Linked DNA regions of Homo sapiens: region 2 is linked to region 1. Evidence: chromatin loops called from intact Hi-C (ENCODE). Cell type or tissue: Caco-2. All regions are shown on one strand. Links, peaks and the distances in the headings refer to the core of each region. The heading gives the core; the rest is flanking DNA. Region 1 has its middle 50 kb from the start of KIF5B. Region 2 has its middle 100 kb from the start of KIF5B.

Region 1 (2,922 bases), core at 92-2,591:
CTGTAAAGAGGAAAGTCAGTCAGGAAGTGGAAGGACCACAGACTTCTGGGCTGGCCCTTCCTGGAGTGACCTTGAGCCCCTAATCCGGCCTGGGGATGACCCCTTTGAATATATTGGAACAGACCCCGAACCCCAAGGCTGGAGCACTATTTCCATTCAGGGAATAGTGATGCATGTGGGCCAATCAGTGGCTCACCTAGCTCCACCCTATTCCATGTCTGCCCCACCAGGACCTCGTCTTCTCTGGATCCAGTGCTGCAATGATCTGGGATGCATTTCTGTGTGTTTGAAGTCTTTAGGTAGCAACTAAGAGAACTACTATTTCTGACATTAAAGAAATTATGTTTGGTGATCATAAACCAGTTTCGTCATTTAATCCTTTTGTGTATCCAGACTATGACCTTCTCTTTCTTTCTTTATTTATTCATTTGCCAATTCATTTATTTAGCAAATATTTATCAGGATCTTTATGTGCACATAGCAGCAGTTAGGAAGGTGAGAAATTAACAAGCACAAAGTATATTCTGTAGAGAGGTGACCACAGTATTACATGGTGTGACAAAGTGACAATTTAGGGACAAGTTTTGAAAATGACATCCTCCGAAGTTGAATTGGAATAAAACATAAAGTGCATAAGATTAGCCATCCATAGAAGTTACTCAACCTGACACAAATTAGTCTCCCCCATAATAACAACTGTAAGTATAACTACATTTTGTAATTGGGGAAACATAATATGAGGTTATGTTGTACTACTATAATAACAAAAGCATTCATGTCTGGGGAGAAAGGGTGAAAAAGAAAAGTATTGGCCGGGCGCGGCGGCTCATGCCTATAATCCCAGCACTTTGGTAGGCTGAGGTGGGTGGATCACCTGACCTCAGGAGTTCAAGACCAGCATGGGCAACATGGTGAAACCCCATCTCTCCTAAAAATACAAAAATTAGCTGGGCATGGTGGCTGGCACCTGTAATTCCAGCTATTCAGGAAGCTGAGGCATGAGAATTGCTTGAACCCGGGAGGTGGAGTTTGCAGTGAGCCGAGATTGCGCTACTGTATTCCAGCCTGGGTGACAAGAGCGAACTCACAACAACAAAGAAAAGTATCTGTTAGTGTGCCTCCAGCACTGTCCAAGGGAGAGAAAATAATAGACCAGTGTTTGTTATCTAGATGGACATAGCCCCAGAGAGAAAGCTAATATTTGCATAGTGCTTTACTTTACAAAGCGTTTTCATGTATATATCTCTTTCAACATTCACAATTGCCCCATAAACATGCTATCATTATCATTCCTGTTTTATTGAGGAGGAAATGGAGTCTGGAGGCAAGGTGACTTTCCAAGGTCACCTTGTCAATGGAGTAGAGCTAGGAGTGATCTGAGTTGAAGGTGAGTGGGGTACTTTCCAATTCCCTGTAGCTGTCTTACATACGCCAGTGAAAACTCACTACAAGGCCAGTCGCATTGGCTCACACCTGTAATCCCAGCACTTAGGGAGGCCAAGGTAGGAGGATCACTTGAGCCTAGGAGTTGGAGACCAGCCTGGGTAATATAGTGAGACCCGTCTCTACAAAAAATACAAAAATTAGCCAGGTGTGGTGGTATTCCAGCTTCTCCAAGTCCCAAGGATTGCTGGAGCCTGGGAGGTCGAGGTTGCAGTGAGCAGCGATGGAGCCACTGCACTCCAGCCTCGGTGACAGAATATGAAAGAAAAAAATCGGGGCTGGCCTCAGGCTTTTGCAACCTGTGTAGCTGTGACCTGCTCGAGGGAGGGCCTTACTCTTGGTTTAATGCTTTATTGTCACTATCCCGAAGTTCTTTAATAATTTTTTAACAAGGAACTGGGTATTTTCATTTTGTACCAGATCCTACAAATTGCGTAGCCAGTCCTGACTGTACAAGTGATGGCTACCAGCTGGGCATGAGAGTCTTGGGAGTTTGTCCCAAAGTTTTGGGAGCTTGAAAGGTATATGGGATCTGGAAACAAGGACAGGAGAGGAAGTAGGCATAGGGAGAAACATGGGGAAAGGCAGGCTGGTAGGGCATACTGGGCACACTCTCTGGAGTAATACCATCTTGCAAGCTTGCTGCCTTTGGTTCATTCCAGAATATCCCTAATGAAAGAGTTATTGAAAGTAATGGCAAAGAACTGCAATTACTTTTGCACCAAACTAATACCACAACAGGTCTGTATGCTTAGTCCTTACATGTCTCCAAGGACACCATGATTGACTCTTTGCCAGCAACTGGGAATATGGCTCCTGAAATGTTCTTTATGGTAGTGACTGATAGTTTTTGTTTCTTTTTGGGACAGTCTCACTCTATCACCCAGGCTGGAGTGCAGTGGTGTGATCATAGCTCACTGCAGCCTTGATCTCCTGGGCTCAAGTAATTCCCCCACCTCAGCCTCCTGAGTAGCTAGGACTACAGGCATGCAACATCATGCCCAGCTAATTTTTAATTTTGTTTTCACAGAGACAGGGTCTCATTATGGCTCCCAGGCTGGTCTCAAACTCCTGGACTCAAGTGATCCTCCTGCCTCAGTCTCACGAAGTTTTAGTATTACAGGTGAGAGCCAATGCACCTGGCTATGATTGATGGTTTTGCTACATATACTTGGAGCAATGGGCCACACTGTACTGGTTTGTTGGGTTCTTGGCACAAATATCAAGACACTTGGGTTTTTTTACTGGGATCTTGAGTGTTAGTTGCCATGACTGGTTGTATAGCAGGAGGTACCTTTGTGACCCACCTGCTACAAAGCCCTCAGATTCTGAGACTCATATATACCAGATAGCTCTACCAGAGAGAAAGTGCTCCTGTGTGGCTGTGAATGAGGAAGGAAATCAGAGGCCTATGCTGGGCCTCCCAGGACCCTCCCTGGACTCCTCTGTTTGCACATTCCCTGCTATTTTTGCTCAGTA
Region 2 (2,922 bases), core at 165-2,664, 50 kb after region 1:
ATTTTTAGTAGAGACAGGGTTTCACCATCTTGGCCAGGCTGGTCTCAAACTCCTGACCTCAGGTGATCCACCTGCCTCGGCCTCCCAAAGTGCTGGGATTACAGGCGTGAACCACTGTGCCTGGCCTAAAGCATTTTTATAATGGCTATTTTAAAATCCTTGTCAGATAATTCTAACATCTGTGCCATCTTGGTGTTGGTGTATCCTGGTTATCTTTTCTCATTCCAGTTGATATTTTCCTGGTTCTTGGTATGATGAGTGATTTTCTGTTGAAACATAGACATTTGGGGTATTATGTTAGACATTGTGTCTCTTATTTAAATCTTCTGTTGAACAGACCTCCTCTCACATTGCTCTACTCATTACTGCTAGGTAGGTGTTGACCCCAGGATACCCATTCTGCCTTCACTGATGCCTGGGACACCTCCTTGTTTTTGATAAGTAGGGGTGGAAGCTCAGCCCCCCTACTAGGCCTCCACTGATTATCCTAGATGGGGGGCACAGGGGTGCCTTGTTACTGCTCCCCACATGGCCCCTACTGAGGCCATGGGAGGTCACTTCCTTACCCTGGGCAGGGATGAAAGTCTTGACTCTCCACTAGGCTTCCTCTGACACAACCCCAGTGGTGTCTGTCTCATCACTGCAAGCTTTTGGCAACAGTAGCATTCTGAACCCTCCAGTCAGCCTTTGCCGGTGGGAGTGAGAGTGGAGCCACAGCTTTATCTGTGATGTTTGGCTGGAGTAGAGTGGTTGTTTATCTAAAAGATTTCCTTCTTGCCAGGCTACCCCTTTTCTCTTCCTTTGGCTAGAAAGAGCAGATTTTTCTTGAGTTTTGTTTTGTTTCTGATTTTTGTTCCTATTGGTGTTTCTGTGTTACCAGCTTCTCTGGCATCCAGAATGGGGAATATGAGTCAGAAAGAAAACCCAGGAAACTCACTATTGTTGTTCTTCAGGTTCTGAGGTCCCTCGTCAGGCTAATTTCTTCCCTCCACCTTTCAGAGTCTTTGTGTGTTTTATATGTGAGGTCCAGGGTTTTAGTTGCACTTGGTGAGATGAATAGGGAAAAGTGCATCTGCTCCTTTTTTTTCTGGAAGTCAACATCTTGCATTTGTTTTTGAAACTATATTAACTCCTTCTGGAACATGCAAGGATATACATAAATAAATGGTGGCAGATGTCTTTCAAGTTCCAGCTCAAATCTCATCTTCTCCATGGAGGCTTCCCTTAGGGTCTTCTTCTGGTTGATTACTGAACTCTATTTCTACTTCCATCGTCATAGTGATCTTATTATGTTTGTGCCCATCTCTGTATGCCTTCACAGAACACAGACTACACTCAGATTTGCTGGTGTATTTGTTATATGAGTGCATCCAAAGGAAGGATGCAGTAGTAAACTTTCGTAACAAGTGACAAGCTAGAATTCAATCACAAGCTGTGCTGTCTTAGGGATTCTCATTTGTATACAAACTTTTCCATGTATCTCTGCTAAATTTTATTGCTATGACTTTTAGACATCTTCAATCATATAATTCAAACTTATCCTTAGATCTGGCCAAACAGGTTATACATTAAGTCTTCAGTAAATATTAGTGTAATGTATGCTGGCTGGGGGAAAATCTCTTTCCCGATGTCCAAACAAATCCCCAAAGCTCACAGGATGGAAAGCTCCGGAGGCTATGCTCTTTAATCTTTGTACCACTAGCTTCCAGCACTCTATAGGATGCATGAAAGGTAAAAGAATTCTCACCTGTTAGTTTTAATTTTCTCTGTGAAGTAAGAGGCAAGGTCATTTACTGAGAGAGAAGGCAAATGGAACAGACATCTTGAAAGACAGGTGATGCAATGGCTCACGGCTGTAATTCCAATACTTTGGGAGGCTTTGGTGGGAGGATCACTTGAGGCCAGGAGTTTGAGACCAGCCTGGGCAATATAGCGAGACATCATCTCTACAAAAACTTTAAAAATTAGCCAGGTATGGTGGCTCATGCCTACAGTCCCAGCTACTTGGGAAGATGAGGTGGAAGGATCCCTTGAGCCCAGGAGTTCCAGCTTACAGTGAGCCATGATCAGGCCACTGCACTCTAGCCTGGGTGACAGAGCAAAATTCTCTCCCAAAATAATAAAAAAATAAAGAAAAAATAGGCTGGACATGGTGGCTCACATCTGTAATGCTAGCACTTTGGAAGGTCGAGGTAGGTGGATCACCTGAGGTTAGGAGTTTGAGACCAGCCTGGCCAACATGGTGAAACCCTGTCTCTACTAAAAATACAAAAATTAGCTGGGTGTGGTGGTGTGTGCCTGTAATCCCAGCTACCTGGGAGGCTGAGGAAGGAGAATCCCTGGAACACAAGAGGCAGAGGCTGCAGTGAGCCGAGATCGCGCCACTACACTGCAGCCTGGGCAACAAAGCGAGACTTCATCTCAAAAAAAAAAAAAGAAAGAAAGAAAAAATAGAGAAAGGTGATGGCTTAGATTTTACCCAATGTAAAAAAAAAAAAGATTAATTTGTGTAGAATTGGAGGAATGAGGGAGAAAGGGTTGTCTGGGACCATTTAAGCTTTGAAGGAGTTTATTCCTGAAAAAAGAAAAGTGAACAATACTCAAGAACAAAGAAGAAATATAAAAATAATTTATTCTCATTACTAAGCCGTATAATCTTACAATAGAAAATTTAGAATACTGGCCAGGTGCAGTGGCTCGTGCTTGTAATCCTAGCACTTTGGGAGGCTGAGGTAGGAGGATTGCTTGAACCCAAGAGTTCAGAAGGGCCAGTCTAGGCAACTTAGTGAGAACCTATCTCTACAAAAAGTAAAAAAATAAAAAAAATTAGCCAGGTATAGTGATGCATGTTTATAGTCCCAACCTTTTGGGAGGTTGAGGTGGGAGGATTACCTGAGCCCAGGAGACTAAGGTGGCAGTGAG

The links. Hi-C counts contacts between places; a loop is a spot of excess contacts. Peaks named below come from ENCODE experiments on the same cell type or tissue, not always from the same donor. Only the 100,000 strongest peaks of a DNase experiment are listed, where the experiment ranks them.
Region 2: a loop joins it to region 1, with 6 times the contacts of the local background. A loop is called at or near these places in 2 of 110 quality-filtered maps.

The regions. Positions count from the first base shown.
Region 1 is chr10:32,104,826-32,107,747 of GRCh38, forward strand. No RefSeq gene overlaps it. Among named protein-coding and RNA genes, the nearest start is that of KIF5B, 50 kb to the left of the region's middle. In Caco-2, for the core only: no CTCF peak of the experiment used is centred there; DNase peaks (open chromatin) are centred at 212 and 1,076.
Region 2 is chr10:32,154,525-32,157,446 of GRCh38, forward strand. No RefSeq gene overlaps it. Among named protein-coding and RNA genes, the nearest start is that of KIF5B, 100 kb to the left of the region's middle. In Caco-2, for the core only: no CTCF peak of the experiment used is centred there; a DNase peak (open chromatin) is centred at 1,657.